Regions from separate parts of the Homo sapiens genome. Here region 1 is linked to region 2. Evidence: read pairs that join two places in POLR2A ChIA-PET (ENCODE). Cell type or tissue: PC-3. All regions are shown on one strand.

What was found. Peaks named below come from ENCODE experiments on the same cell type or tissue, not always from the same donor. Only the 100,000 strongest peaks of a DNase experiment are listed, where the experiment ranks them.
Region 1: POLR2A ChIA-PET joins it to region 2 with 12 read pairs; 2 of 35 experiments call an interaction of 5 or more read pairs at or near these places.

What each region holds. Positions count from the first base shown.
Region 1 is chr6:37,133,271-37,141,270 of GRCh38, reverse strand. No RefSeq gene overlaps it. Among named protein-coding and RNA genes, the nearest start is that of PIM1, 33 kb to the left of the region's middle. RefSeq lists an enhancer at 2,997-3,833. In PC-3, no CTCF peak of the experiment used is centred here; DNase peaks (open chromatin) are centred at 3,590, 5,030, 6,490, 7,100 and 1 weaker place; H3K4me3 peaks cover 2,760 bases; H3K27ac peaks cover 5,883 bases.
Region 2 is chr6:36,224,301-36,232,300 of GRCh38, reverse strand. It overlaps BRPF3 (bromodomain and PHD finger containing 3), which reads right to left. Exons shown (of 13, transcript NM_015695.3): 11 at 6,937-7,034; 12 at 3,245-3,399; 13 at 1-1,875. The coding sequence ends at 1,692. Among named protein-coding and RNA genes, the nearest start is that of BRPF3-AS1, 31 kb to the right of the region's middle. In PC-3, no CTCF peak of the experiment used is centred here; no DNase peak of the experiment used is centred here.

The sequences.
Region 1 (8,000 bases), 910 kb before region 2:
TTTTGGAATCTTTTTTCTAATTCTTTCACTTGGTACAATGCATTTGAATGCCTTCGTTTCCCTAACTGCAAAAGGAGTCACAGCCAAATAATTGAAAAATCAGAACACAACTAATGCCATCTACCTGCAGTGTAAACCATCCAGGCAGATGATAATTTATGTTTTACTTTAAAGTTGTTTTTCTTTCTTTCTTTCTTTCTTTTTTGTTTTGAGATGGAGTTTCGCTCTCGTTGCCCAGGCTGGAGTGCGCTGGCGCAATCTCGGCTTACCTCAACCTCCACCTCCCAGGTTCAAGCAATTCTGCCCCAGCCTCCCGAGTAGCTGGGATTACAGGTGCCCGCCACTATGCCCAGCTAATTTTTTGTATTTTTAGTAGAGATGGGGTTTCTCCATGTTGGCCAGGCTGGTCTCGAACTCCTGGCTTCAAGTGATCTTCTCACCTTGCCTTCCCAAAATACTGGGATTACAGACATAAGCCACCATCACTGGCCTAAAATTATTTTTAATTTGTTATTTTTATGACAAATTTATTGAGTACCACATGTGCCAGGTACTGTGTTAGATACTGGGGATTTTAAGATAATAGGATATAACTCTTGCCCTCAGTGAGAACACGCTGAACACTAAAGGTAGGTGAAGGGAATCTGGAAGGTCTGGAGGGTCTAGCTATGAGTTTTTCAAAAATATGATCTGAGGAAAACAAAATTGGCCTTGAGTTGATTGATAATTGTTGAAGCTGGGGATTGAAACATGATAGTTTAATATTACTATTTTGTCTCTTTTTTCCATGTTTGAAATTTTACATAACAGAAAAGTTAAGAAAAAAATATGTAATCTGGGGCCATAATCTGTAGAACCGCATGGAAGAGACTGATTGAAACACAGATTCTCTGGCCCCACCACGGTCCTAGTCAGCTTCTTGATGGGGTTCAGGAATCTGCATTGTAAATAAGGTCTTTGTATGAGTCCTATGCCTACTAAAATTTGAGTTCCTTGGCAGAGGACACAGTACATTCCAAGACTGGAGGCAGAAGAAAGAAGGAAAACTTTTTTTTTTTTTTTTTGAGACAGAGTCTCACACTATTGCCCGGGCTGGAGTGCAATGACATAATCTTAGCTCACTGCAGCCTCCGCCTCCCGGGTTCAGGCGATTCTCCTGCCTCAGCCTCCAGAGTAGCTGGGATTACAGGTGCCCGCCACCACGCCTGGCTTATTTTTTGTATTTTTTAGTAGAGATGGGGTTTCACTATGTTGGCCAGGCTGGTCTTGAACTCCTGACCCTGTGATTCGCCCACCTCAACCTCCCAAAGTGCTGGGATTATAGGCGTGAGCCACCGTGCCTGGCCGGAAAACTATTTATCAGAGAAGAAAAACTTCCTTGGAAGCCACTTAATGAGATCAGACAATTTCAGTACTATGTAGAGGACCTTTGCAGAGCCTGAGTCTAGGCCAAGGCATCTTAAATTGTAATGTACACAGGAATCACCTGGGAGCTTGTGAAAATGCAACAGGTTAGAGTGGGGATTGAGAGCCTGCATTTCTAGTTATCTCCCAAGTTAGCCGCTGATGCATTGCTGCTGGTCTGGGGATTGCACTTTGATAAGCAAGGGTTGGGGTAGCCTTAGTATTTTACAGATAAGAAACTGAGGCCTAGAGAGATGAATACTTGCTCTGTTGTTGCAGGCATTGATTCTATCATTTTGTGCTGCTATCTCCTAAGGATGCTGAGCCTTGGTAGGAGCCTATTACCAGTTGGATGTCATGAGCAGGCGGCACTTTAAACATAAAGATTGCAAACCTGGGGCTGAGCTGCAGTACAGATTTCTTCTCAGCACCTTGGGAATGGTCCAAGGAGTTGCAATGTGGCTGTTCTGCCACAGTCTGTTATTTCTTATCACTGTTACTGCATCTTCCAGGTCTGGTCTCTTGAATTCTATGAGAGTTCTTTGGCAATCATTAGACCTATTGAATGCATAACCCTATGCACTAACATATGCCCAGATTTATCTCATATATATATATTGTTGTTGTTGTTAAATGCTATTGCATTGAGCAAGTTTTGCAACTCTATCCTGAGTTGCAAAGACAACATGGGTAGACATCTATTAAATGTACTTCCTAATATTGGGACAGGAGTGAACTCCTTGATACAGGAAATTCCATGTCACACAAAGCTTGTAAGCTCAGGGAACTGATTATCCCAGGCGGGTACAGATTCAAAACTGCTTTGCTTTCTCACCCTCCTTGAAGGATAGATAAGATAGTTAAGCATCCTTAATGAAAAAGGATGCTTGGGGGGGTACTTCCTAACCTTTGAGGAAGAGGTTGAGGTTGAGTCAAAGAAGCTGTCCCTGTCCTGTTTCCCTGTCAGTGACAGAACTCAAGACAGGAGGACCAAAGAACTGACCCAGGGGCACGTTTCGTGATCACTAATTTCCAGGTAGTGAAGACTCAAGACATTTCTTAACAAAAAACATTACCAGAACCGCCGCACCCCCCATACTCCCCCACACATTCTTTTTTTTTTGAGTCGGAGTCTGGCTCTGTCCCCCAGGCTGGAGTGCAGTGGCGCGATCTCAGCTCACTGCAAGCTCCGCCTCCCGGGTTCATCCCATTCTCCTGGCTCAGCCTCCCAAGTAGCTGGGACTACAGGCGCCCGCCACCACGCCCGGCTAATTTTTTCGTATTTTTAGTAGAGACGGGGTTTCACCATGTTGACCAAGATGGTCTCGAACTCCTGACGTCGTGATCCATCCGCCTCGGCCTCCCAAAGTGCTGGGATTACAGGCTTGAGCCACCGCACCCGGCCTCCCCCACACATTCTCTGCCTATCTTGAAGCATCTCTTACTCTGGTCTTGAAACAATTTCTGCTGAAATGACTCTGAGTTAGAACGCCCTGTGATCTTTCCTAAAGACCTGAGCATGCCTCCTTGACATGCATCGCATTTACAGTTATATCCTTTCCCCTTGATCCAATGACTCATATTCCCTGAACCCTTTTATCTAAAAATGCTAAAGAGGGGACAAATGATTGGTAAGCAGAATCTCCTGGCCACTGCAGTCCCAATCAGAGTGAGGTTTGAAAGCTTTTCTTAGGCTCAGAGTCCAGGGAAAAGTTAATTTTTGGTTCTCGGCATGTGGACTTAGGTTTCTGTACCGGCGAGGAGTAAGGATGTGGAATGAGTAAACTCCCTGGGAGGTGGGGGGTGGGGAGGGGATGGGGCCTCCCTGGAGCCTCGGGCCATTAGTAATCTGCTTTGTGAATGGAGTTAAAGGAGGAGGGGGCTGCACATACTTGGAATTCCTTCATCTGGGTGGGCTCCTTCTCTCCAAACTTTCAGGATGTGGGAAATATAAGATGAAAGAAGCTGCATTTCCAGCCTATCAGGTTACAGCGTGGAAAATGGAGAGGGAAAGAAGTAGGGGGTGGAGAGTGGGGCGGGAGAAGGCCTCCCCGAGAGGGGCCAGGGAAACCCAGTTTGAGAACTGGCTGGGGAGAGTGAGAAAGAAAGAGTGCTGGGGCGGTCAGATCACGTTTCACATCACATCAGAGCTGTGGAATTTCCTCTCTTCTAGGGGGAGCCCTGTGAAGATGAAGTTGGTTTAAGGTTAGTCGGTGATGAATAATAGCCCAAAGGCGACTGATGGAGGGTGTTACTAAGTGACTGGTGTTTACAAGCAAAGCTTTGGTGGTGGGGTTGGGAGGTGGGAGCGGGAGCCATCTTCAATCTGAGTTGTTCACCAAATTCTGTGACCCGAGAATGGAGTCCATGTATGGATTTTATTTGTGTCTGACCTCTGTGGTATGCAGAGTCCTGAACACTCGGGCTGAGAAGGGGAGCAAAAGAAATGGGAAGGTAATTAGAAAAGGCGGGAGAACCTCCAGCGTGGGTAAGGGATGCAGGGCCCTCCGGGCACAATCAGTTTCTGCTTTGTGTCTCTGGCGTCCCTGGGGCGGTCCTGGCAGGATCTGTTTCTGTTCTACTTAATCCACGTGCTCCACACCACTCAGTTGTCACTGCCTGGCTCTCCGAGGACCTTACCTCCCCAGAGATGCGTTTATTTTTTAAGTGTACCCAGGCGGCTGTCCCTCCTTATTTTCTGTTATGAGAAAGAAAGCTCCACCCTGGGTGTGAAACAGAAGTGTGAAACTTCTGCGAGGCCGGGTAAGTGGCTCCTGAGGCCAGGTACACCCTCCTTAGGGAAGAATAAAAACAGTGGAAGACCACTGGGGTCAAGTTTGGGCCTAAAATTAAATAAAGGACAACGGGAGGGAAAATGGAACCAAGCAACTGGGCTGGTGGTGGCGTGTTAGGAGAAAAAGAATGTTTATTAAACCCTGATACCAACCACAGTCGGGTAATGTATTGTTCTAATATTATGACGAATAGAAAGTTATTAGATGGCATATAAATCATCACATACTACACATGACAAAAATATTGCTTGTTTTGAAAAAATTAGAATACAATAAAATACGCTTGTCACAAACCATAGCAAGCTTCATTTCATCTTTTTTCTCCTGTTTCAGAAAGCTGTTTAGGATTTTGCAGTATATCAGGGTCATCATTTTCAAACATCTATTAGTGCCATATTGTAGTCGCGTGAGAGGTTCAGTTAATAAAGGTTTCTGGTTGATAGATGGCTAGAGCAAACAGACTTTTGCACTATCTTCTCTGAATTGCTACTGAGTTATTACAATACACTGAGTCCATATTTTATCACTTTACAAACCATACACTCATATTTTCCCCTCCTCCCTCCCTTTCCAAACACTACCACCTCCAATAGTTTTGAGAAAAATAAATAGAATATTTCCTCCTCTTTGCATTAACTCCTCACAGCTCCCTTTCCAACACGAGCTGTAGCCTTGAACCTTGCTGGACTCAACTCCATTGCCTAATCCTTGCTGGTTTTGACACCCACAGTCATTTTCTAAGACTGGCTTTTTTTTTCTTTTTTTTTTTTTTTTCGTGAGGCCTATTAAATTTGGGATAGGTAGTATATTTGAACTGGTCCTTCTGGATTTCTGAGTGGTTTCCTAAGAACAGGTAAGGGTAGTAACTTGAGTGGTATTTCCTGTGTGCCCCAGTGAAATAAGTCAACAGCATGTTTTTCTAAGTTGAAATGAAAATTAATATTTTTTTTTGAGATAGGGTTTTGCTCTGTCGCTCAGGCTAGAGTGCAGTGGTGAGATTACAGCTCACCTTGACCTTCCGGGTTCAAGCAATCCTCCCACCTCAGCCTCCTGAGTGGCTGGTACTATAGGTGCGCACCACCATGCCTGGTTAATTTTTTTTTTTTTTTTTTTTTTTTTTGCGGGGGGGCAGGTATTTTTTGTAGAGACGAGGTTTTGCCATGTTGCCCAGGCTGGTCTTAAAGTCCCAGATTCAAGTGATCCACCCACCTTGGCCTCCCAAAGTGCTGGGATTACAGGCGTGAGCCATCGCACACAGTGGAAAATTATTATTTTTGAGACGGAGTCTCGCTCTGTCGCCAGTCTGGAGTGCAGTGGCACAATCTCTGCTCACTGCAACCTCCAGCTCCCTGGTTCAAGTGATTCTCCTGCCTCAGCCTCCCAAGTAGCTGGGATTATATGCACTCACCATCACGCCCAACTGATTTTTGTATTTTTAGTAGAGACGGGGTTTCACCATGTTGGCCAGGATGGTCTCGATCTCCTGACCTCAAGATCCGCCCGCCTCAGCCTCCCAAAGTGCTGGGATTACAGGCGTGAGCCACCATGCCTGGCTGGGAAAATTAATTTTTGAAAGTCCTGTAGTCAGCCTAGTCCACCGTAGCCTGCTGTTGACCTTAGTTTTGGAAGAGCTAAGGACTCAAATGTTAAAATTAGAACTGACTTTCAGTACTGGCCCTACCTACCAGCTGAGTACCTTATTTTTATTTAACGAACACTTATACAACATATACGAGGTACCAAGCACTGTTCTAAGTATTTTAGAAATATTTGCTTGGCTAATCCTCATAGTGGTGTTATTGTAATATAACACTATTATGAAGTATGTTGTTATTATCCTCATTTTACAGATGAAGAATCTGAGATGTAATTTGCCAACCTATGAACCTGAGTTTCAGCTCACTGCCCTAGCATATCCCCAGTTGGCTGGAGGGATATAGCCCTGTTTCCACATCTGCCTGCATGCAACTTTGAACAAATCACTTGGCATTGCTAGGAGGCATATGAGGGGTATGAAACTGTAGGCGGCAGGGGAGACAGGGCCTTTACACACACATGAAAAAGCAAAGAGCATGTATTTGGTACCCTTTTAGGGAGCGAGAGGAACGGGAGATTTCTCGGGCTGTTCCTCCCACCCCCATCCCTGCATAGAGCAGCATGTTTGGGTTACTTCAATACCTTCTTATAATTCAATTCACAGCCTCAGCCTTGTACCATTTCCGTTTCCTTGAACTGCATCTAGACGTGATTCTGGTCCCCACCAGCTTCTGACCTCATTACTCATTCTGTTTACAGCTTGGCCTCACCCTTCAGACTGCCCTGATTTCCCAGATAGGAATTTGGCTGCCCTCACTGACTATGATTCAGATTTTCGCCCCAGCCACATTGCACCAGGCCCTCCTGTGTCCACACCCCTCCGCTCAGGCTGGCACCCTGGGACCCTCACCTCCTTCCCTCACTGAAACCCCTGTCAAGGATCAGGCAGGTCTCTATAAAATACATCCCACCACGGAGAGTCTGGGCAGGATTACGGAGGATCTTGAAGGAAACTTGGGAAACTCTTGAAGGATTTGGAGTTGGGGGATAACGTGATGAAGGGGGATAGATTAGAAGGAGGTAAGGCTGGAGGCAGGGGCCTCTGTCAATGAGCTATTGCAGTGACACAAGTGACCCAAGGAAGGGCTGAGGGGGGTGCCCTGTGGAAATGGAAGTGAAGCGTGAATGGGAGACAGAAGATGAATCTCAGGACACTTGGTCATTGCCTGGATTTGAGAGGAATGGGGTGAGGAGAGTCGCACACCGCGATTCTCCAAGGTTCCCATATGAAGCATCTGGGAAGCTGATGACTCAAGGACGGGACCAGGGTGCTTGTGAGGCAGTGGAAGAGCCTGGCCTCGTGCCTGGCAATTGGGAATAGGCTCAACAAATGTTTACAGGAGGAGGTATATTTATATCAAACCTCTAGATCTAGTCATTAAAATGTTAATGCCTGGCCGGCCACTATGGCTCACGCCTGTAATCCCAGCACTTTGGGAGGCCAAGACAGAATGATTGCTTGAGCTGGGGAAGGTCGAGGCTGCAGTGAGCCGGGATCCTGCCACTGCACTCCAGCCTGGGTGACAGAGTGAGGCCCTGTCTCGAAAAAATAAAAATAAATAATGTGGGTTTTTTGGGTTTGGGTTTTTTTGAGACAGGATATGGCTCTGTCATCCAAGCTGGAGTGCAGTGGCACAGTCTCAGCTCATGTAGCCTCAACCTCCTAGGGTGAAGCCATGTTCTCTCCTCAGATTCAGTAGCTGGGACTATAGATGCGCCACACCATGCCTGGCTAATTTTTCTATTTTTGTAGAGACAGGGTTTTGCCATGTTGGCCAGGCTGGTCTCGAACTCCTGAACTCAAACCATCTGCCTGCCTTGGCCTCCCAAAGTGCTGGGATTACAGGCATGAGCCACCAAGCCCAGCCCCACAAAAATAAATAAAATAAAATAAAATAGGTTGGGAGTGGTGGCTCACGCCTGTAGTCCCAGCACTTTGGGAGGATGAGGTGGGTGGATCACTTGAGGTCAGGAGTTCAAGACCAGCCTAATCAATATGGTGAAACCCTGTCTCTACTAAAAATACAAAAATTAGCCAGGCGTGGTGGTATATGCCTGTAATCCCAGCTATTTGGGAGGCTGAGGCAGGAGAATTGCATGAACCCAGGAGATGGAGGTTGCAGTGAGCCAAGATCACGCCACTGCACTCCAACCTGGGTGACAAAGCAAGACTCCATCTCAAAATAAACAAATAAATAAATAAAA
Region 2 (8,000 bases):
TGTGTGGCCACACAATGGAGGACTCCAGTAATGGAAACTATAGGCCTGAATAATTTAGAACAGTATTTTACAATTATATACACCATGTCCTTCCCTAGCCATATGCTGTATTGTTTTTATTATTATACAAAATCCAAAACCCCATCCTTTTAAGTTATAGTGTTTTGTTGGTTCCCTTTTAAACTCTGGCTCATGTCCCAAATGTATAAGAAGTTGTGGTGGTTGGTTGGTTGTATTTTTAAAAAGTCAAGTGTGTAAAAATGGCAGTGATCTCCCCAGTGACTGTTTTGTCCAAAACTCCCCTATGAAAAATTTAAAACAATTAAAAAGAATATCAGGTTAAAAATCAACATGGCAATCAGCGGCCTGCAACTGGCCCTGCGACTTTGGTGCTCAGGAGGTGAAAAGAAATGTCCAGAGAACAGACACTGAAGCCTCTGAAAGTTGTGTTGGTTTGTCAGTCAGCATTCCCCATTCACAGTTTTTTTTTCCTTCCATTTTTGAGAAGGTGAAGGTGGGGAGGGGGTTGAAGAGAAAGAAGGAAGGAGGCAGAGGGTTTGAAATAAAAGTAATGCATTCCCTGGAGTTGGGAAGTGGGAGTAGCAGAGGCTAGGCAGGGCAGGGCAGAGCGCAGGCCAGGAAGATGTTTGGTGGCAGGCGCCATGCCATCCAGGTGGTGGAGAGTGAAGCTTAAGACTGCAATTGCAGAAAAAGTCCATGAGGAGAGAAGAAGGAGAAAAGGGGGAAGAGGGCAGACCCAGCTGACGAGCACAGCTCCACACAAACCACCCTCGACATCCATGTGGACAGATGGACACTCGCACACCCAGCCTGATAGGAGCCCACCCTGAAGGCTTGGACCACCTCGTGGCAGCAAAGAAAAAAACAAGAGGGGACCCGCCTTGATCCAGGGGGCACACTTGCAGAGCTGGGAAGTTGTGTCAACAGCTAAAGGGAAGGTCTGTGGGTGGGAGGTGGTGTCCTGGGGGAGGGGGTCATAGGTTGTGGGCTGGCCTCTGTCTGGGCCTGAGGAGCCTGGCAGAGACACCACCTGGCATAGCAGCTGGCCTCAAGGGGAATGAGACATTAAAGAAAAAGACCAGTGTGGTGACGGTTTCTGTCAGTTTGGCACAAGAGAAAAAGAAAAGGAATATGGGAAAGAGAAAGCAAGACTGGGCAATGGGTGCAGAAGATGGGACCGAGAAGAGGTGTGAGAATAGGCGATAAGCGGGAGAGAGTGTGAGCTTGGGGAGATTCCCCCTGGGACCCTGGCGTATCCACGGCATCTCTGGGATCAGTGTCGGAACCTCACCCGCCCTGAGGTGTAGTTAGTGGGAGTAGGATGGAGCGGGCCAGGCAGCCCCTCAAGAAGGAGCCCAGGACCTCTTGCCATCTGGGCAATCTCCTAAGCTGGGCCCAAGCCCCACAGCTGTTTCTACTTCTAACTGGTTCTTCAGTGAAATATCCCCTGAGGGACCTTGGGTGGGAGTTTTTGGCACACAGCAGGCCTGCCAGGAGAACCATGCGATTGGTCAAAACTGGGGCCTTGCCCTTAGTGGGGAGAAAGCCCAGTCCCTGGCCTACCATGAGAGGGGGAAGCTGCCGGCCATACATCTGGCAGGGGCAGAAGAGGCTTCTCTGTGCCCTGCGGGATGGAGGCAGGGCAAGCGGATGCAGGCCCAGCCCTGCCCTTACAGGTAGCTGGAAGTGACGAAGGAGTGGGGCCCCCGGACTCTGCTCAGGTGGATCATCGCACGGTCATAGGCCACCTGCACTGACTTGCGGATGCTGGTCTTGCGGCCTTCCAGCATCTTGAGCTTGTCCACGGTGTCTTCCACACCCAAGGGCAGGACTTTGTCCCTTGGAAGCCACTGCCTGAAATGCAAGCACAGTAAGAGGCTGGGCAGTAGTGGGTCTCACAGGGGGCTCGGGCTCCTGTGGCCCCACTTGGCCAGGACCAGCAAAGCCAGGGAGAGGGTACAGGGCAGAGGGAAGCAAATTGGGGGACTCCATGCAGGAGGCCACCAAGAACCTAGCAGGTGAGGACAGCAAGCAGGATATGCAGGAGTCGGGTGGGGGAATGGCATGGAATCAATTTTGCAGCTAGGTCCTTCTCTGGGCCCTTACTCTGTTTGGAGAGTTGTAAGGGTCCATAGGCTAAGAAAGGCCCACCTGCTGCCCTCTGGGGCCAGCTGAGCCACCCTGGAGGGCTCTGAGCCTCGCCTTGCGTTGGAGAATTAGGGGGCGATGGCTAGGAAGTAGAGCTGATGCCAGGAACTGATAAACTCATCTGTGGTGGGACCTGCACACTGTGTATGTGTTTTTAAAGCTCCCCGGGTGAATATAACATGTGGCTAAGGATACAGCCTTTGGAGCAAGATCTTGTTTTGTATCTTAGTTCTGGCTACAGGGTCTGGACTTTCTGAGCCTCAACTTCCTCATCTGCAAAATGGATTATGAGGGGATTAATGAAGACTTAAATGAGGATTAAAAGAGATCAGATATATAAAGCAATCTGCATAAGGACATGGAGTAAGCACTCAATGGCAGCTACTATTATCACTGTTTTTATTAGCTAGTTCTCCCTCCTCACTCTATAGAAGCTAAGGTGAAAGCACTCTCTTGTTGGTGCTAAGAGAAACCTTAAGTGTTGTAAACCATAAATGAGCAAGTCTCCTGTAGCGGACACTGCACTGGCCAGAACCCCCCTCAGGACGGAAACATGCTTCCCAGAAGCTACTGGAAGTGCTGGAAGCTCACAGGCTCTCATCTGAGTCCCTCTCTAGGAATCACTCTCCACCATGGAAGCCTCAGGCCCAGGCCACACCCCTCCCTCAGGGCAGTGGCATTGAATAACTAGTTGGCACAGGGCAAAAAGGCACAGGCCCAATTCCTGACATCTCTTATCTTGTTGAGCCACCCAGCTCCAGATGTGCCCAGTGGATGAGCTGAGGCAGCAAGTGGGCTGTAGTTCAACTTCTGCCCAGTGCTGCATCGCTCCCGCCCCACAGCTCTCCTCAATAGCCTCCTGATGCAAGTCTCGACCTCAGAGTGTTTCCCAGGGAATCTGATCTGCAACACCCCTCAGTTACTATTAACATGCCAAGTGCAGGCCTGTTGCTGGCAAGTGGAGACCAGGGTAACTGGTAACATCCATGGCCCCTCTGTACACCTCACTAGCACAGCACCACTGGCACAGACCCCTGGCGTGCCCCTCAGCCCCCTCACAGCAGCACCCACTAACCAGGTGCGCTTGTTGTCAAAGAAGAGGACAAGGAAGAGCTTCTCTCCAGCCTCTGCCTGTTTCTGCTCTCCCAGCTTCAGCACGTCCAGCGGGGGGACAGGGATGGGAACGCCATTGTGCAGGAGGCCCTCCCGGGGCATCTTGGGATCGATGATCTGGAGGCAGAATAGAAGATGGGCACTCAGTGAGGGAGGCCAGGGTGAGCAGTGCCCCTGCTGCAGGACCAACTGCTGAAGCACCCACACCAGGGGAGTATCAGGCCTGAGTGGGATATCTTTGATGTCCAGACCAGACAGGCAAACCCCTTCCTCCAATGTCCCTTAGGACAGAAGAGTAGAGGTCACTTTTTTTTTCCTGTCAATTTCCCCTTAGTACCTTTGCAATTCACCTCAAATGTTTGGGGGCCTTCCCTAGGTACCACGGCTATGAAGAAGGCTTTGCATCGGGAAGGCCATCCAGTTGGTTCTAACGAGGTCTCTGGTTACCCACTACCTTCCTGTCTGACTACAATCCTTCCTGATACATGGACCAGATATATTTGTGACACCTCCATGGTAAGATCAGAGAGGAGGCTCAGTGTATAGCTAGAGAATGAGCTTGGAGGTTGATGGAGAGGGGGGTATGATGTGGGTGGAAACAAGGGCCACTGGAGGCATTAATCCTTGAGGCAATAAGCTCCACAAGGGCAGCAGCTGGGCCCTTCTCCTTCAGGTTTGCTTCTGGCATCCAGCCCCACCTTGCCTGGCTCAGAGACGGCAGGTGCTCAGCAAAATGCCTGGCAGCATCAACACAACAATCAAAATCCAGGTCTAGGGAGCACTTTCAAAGTTTCCAAAGCTCCTAATTATTCACACATCATCTCATTTCAATCTCTTGCTGATGCTGAGAAGTCTGCTAACAGGTGTTAGCTGACAAGAGGAAAACACCAAGCACAGAAGCAGAATGTAGCTGGCTAAAACCACATTGGTACTAAAACCAAACAAGGCTTGGGCCTCCACAGCCCACTGCCTCCTACACAGCCCCTGCTTCCAGAGCAGACAGCTAATAGCTCTGGGAGCAAAGACTAGGAACTTACTGAGGAAGCAGCCTTCTCCAGAGACAGAGCAATCTTACTTCCTATACGCTGTCCCAGTGGGCCCCTTCTTACAATAAACTGCTCTCATTATTTACCTTTGCTTGTCTGCCAATTTCACTACATCCCTCTCAAGATAAGCAGCTGAAAGCAGCTGTTCTGGTTAGGAGTTTACTCTAAGGAAGAACCACCTTACCCCACCCACCAGGTGTGTAATTTGATCAAAACTCTCTCTCCCAGCCTGTCTGTCCCTCCTGGGATTGAAGTAAAGGGTCTTAAGGAGAACCACCATACAAGCCCTTGTAAGCTTCCTTGATTACCAAACAAGACAGTGAGGCTACTCTGATATGTTTCCTCTTGACTAAGGCATGCTGGTTCCTGCCTTGGAACCCAGGGTGCTTGCAGAGGGTAGATTGTGAAAAATTTCCCCTGAGGGCAAAAGCAAGGTGGGTAAGTCTGCCAACTGAGGACAGCTTTTGTGTCCCAAAATAATAAATGGTCCATTCATTCAATGAATACTATGCAAATGTAAAACAACATGGTAACAAAGTTTGTGATAAAACTTAACATATGTGTACATACACTATTATTACAACTATAATATGAATATGCGAACAATAAATAGAACGATACAAAATGCTTGGAGTCAACATTAGAATGGTGGGGTTTGTGTTTTTTCGCCTCTATTTTTCCAAACTTCTATAATGCAGTATATTACTCTTACAAACAAAAACAAAAACAAAAACAAGAAAAAATGTTTAAAAGACAAGAAAAAAAAGACAAGAGCCAGAAAAAATTAAAAACTTTATATCCACTATTTATGGATGCAAATACATACTGAAGAATGCATAGGAAAAAGACTAGGAGAGCATACACCAAAATAAAAACACAGGTTGTGTTCAGGTGGTGGCTGAATTTCTTTAATCATGACAAAATGTATAATTAAGAGGGTAATTAAAAAAAAGACGAGTTTTAGACTAGTTTTTTTGCATTGTGAGGTATTCTGTCTGTTTGTTTTTTAAATCCAAACCTGCACAGCTTAATCACTTCTTTAATGACTGAGCTGGGAGTCCTGCGGTTTCACCGCTGGCAGGGCAGAGAGCCCTGTGAAGGCAGGCAGCCCCAGGCCCTAACTCTTCAGCTGCTAGGTCACAGTATGGATTTTCCCCACCTGCTACTGCTAAGGAGGGAGTAGAGTAGGCAACATGGTTTCCAATATGGTTCCAACAAACTGTATTAATACAACCTCTTTGAGCTATAATTTCCTTATCTGACCAAACAGGATCAGAATTCCTCCTCTCCTTATCTTAAAAGGCTGCTGTTAAAAGTTGCAGATATGAAGGGGCTAGGAGAAACCCAGAGTCCTGTATACATGTAAGAGGCTGGTGGGGTGGTTCCCAACCCTGGCTACAGATCATCTAGGATGTTTTCTAAAAAATATTGATGCCTCAGTCTGGCCTCAGAGAGTCTAATTTGATAGCGCTGGGGTGGAGGTGACTTGATATGGGTATTGTTTTAAAAATTTCCACAGATTATTCTGACATGCCCCAAAGGTTTAGTATCAGTGGTATCTTCCAGAGCTAGGTGGACACTACCTCCCCAACTGAGAAAGAGTTCAGAAATAACAATCAAGGTGGTAAAAATTGAATTTTTAACTGCTACTACTATGACAGAAATGAAAAGTTTAGTTACTGCTGGTGTGAGTATAAACCAAAATGAACTTCCAGCAACTTGGCAACTTGTATCAGAATTCTGCATAGACTTTGCCCCAAGAAGGGACTCCTAAGAATTCACTGTAAGGAAATAATCATGGATGTGCACAAGGGTAAAACTACAATGATGTTTATTGCCAACTGTTTATCATAGTGAAAAATTCAAAACAATGTAAGTGACCAACTAGGGAATGGTTAAAATATGGTACATGCATACAACTGAAGACGATGCAATCATTAAAAGTGATGTTGATGAAGAATGTTTAATGGCATAAGATGTGCATGTTCATGATATGCTGTTAAGTGAAAGGGAGGCTAAAAGCAATATGGTCTCATATATATGCATATTTATACATTTTTTGTAAAAGAGTAAGTGGATATACACCCCAAGTTATCCCTGCAGGACTGTGGATGATTTTGAACTCAGTGGCTCAGAACACAGGCTTTGACATCACACATTTTAAGCCCTGGGCTCAAATTCCAACCCTGTCATTTATTAGCTGAATGACCACAAATCATCAGTTTTCTTCTTACAAAATGTAATAATCATACTTTCCTCAGTATTTCAAGGACTTAGCATGACAAATATTTAATAAAACGTCTAAGCATTATCAGTAGCTTTAAAGATTCTCTAAAATGGGCCCTGTTACTTTTATGCATAAGGAAATAAATAAATGCTATTAAAACTCTAAGAACCCTGGCCTTGATCTGCATACTTTTAGCCTATTTTTAGTGCTCCAAGCTGGGAGCCTTGCTAGTTTGACCCACTCAGGCTGGGGCAAAACCCCCCTCCCCTCTACAGCTAAAGACACTCTGACTCCCACCACACTCTGCTGGCTTAATCCAATCAGATTAGCCCCCAAGGCAAGGCAGGGGAGATAGGAGGGTGGCGTCTGGGGCAGACTCACCAAGGCAGGGTAGGAGGGGTAGCCTCGGCACTTGGCCCACACCAGCTCCAAGGGCTCCAGGTCTCCGCGGTCTTCAAAGGGCAGCAGGAGGCTTCTGCCTGGGGGTGGGGGAGGGGAGGAGACAGCACCCAAAGGGGACTTGGAATGGTGCCCAAAAGGCCTGCCTGTGGCCTCCACTTGACTGGGGCAACCCAGGAATGAGTCACAACATCCCCTCCACCCTTCCTTTTCCCTCTCCTTTCCTTAGAAGTTAGACTGGATCAGGGGTCAGCAAACTAGTTCTGTAAAGGGCCAAATAGTAAATATTTTAGCTTCTGTGGGCAACACGGCCTCTGTTGCAATTACTCAACACTGCTGTTGTTATAGCATGAAAGCAGCCACACACACAATCTATAAATGAATGAGCATGGCTATGTCCCAATAAAACTTTATTTTTTGGACACTGAAATTTGAATTTCATGTAATTTTCATGTTATGAAATATCATTCTTCTTTTGATTTTCTTTTCAATCATTTCAAAATGTAAAAACCATTTTTGGCCCATGGACCATACAAAAATAGGCTACAGGCCATAGTTTACCGACCTCTGAACTAGAACCCTAAGACAGCTTTCCCTGGAAAAATGTTAACTGCTTCATCCTCATGGCCTTAGGGAGAAGGGCCATAATCCAGCTTGGGCAATGCCACATACTGCTCTCTGGGCCTCCCTGAGTGCGGAGTCCTCATGATGGAGGCTTCATGGACAAAGATGCCAGGGAAGACATCCTGGTAAAATTACTTGCTAACTGAGTTATTTTCTGACAGGGTCACACCTAGCCATCTAGGACACCTGGATGCACGGCACTCAGCAGAGCTAAGCAGTCTGCAAGTCCTTCACATGCCTTCTTTTGTCAGAAATGAGACTGGGTATCCCTGGAGCAGGCACTGCATCCTTTCATCTTACTTTGCTCTGCACTCAACGCACTAACACATGTGAATGAGTGCTTCACAGATGCTTCTGAACACACAGAAGAACCACTCTTTCCCTCCCCACATCTATACACTGGAATGGGCAGGTGACCACAC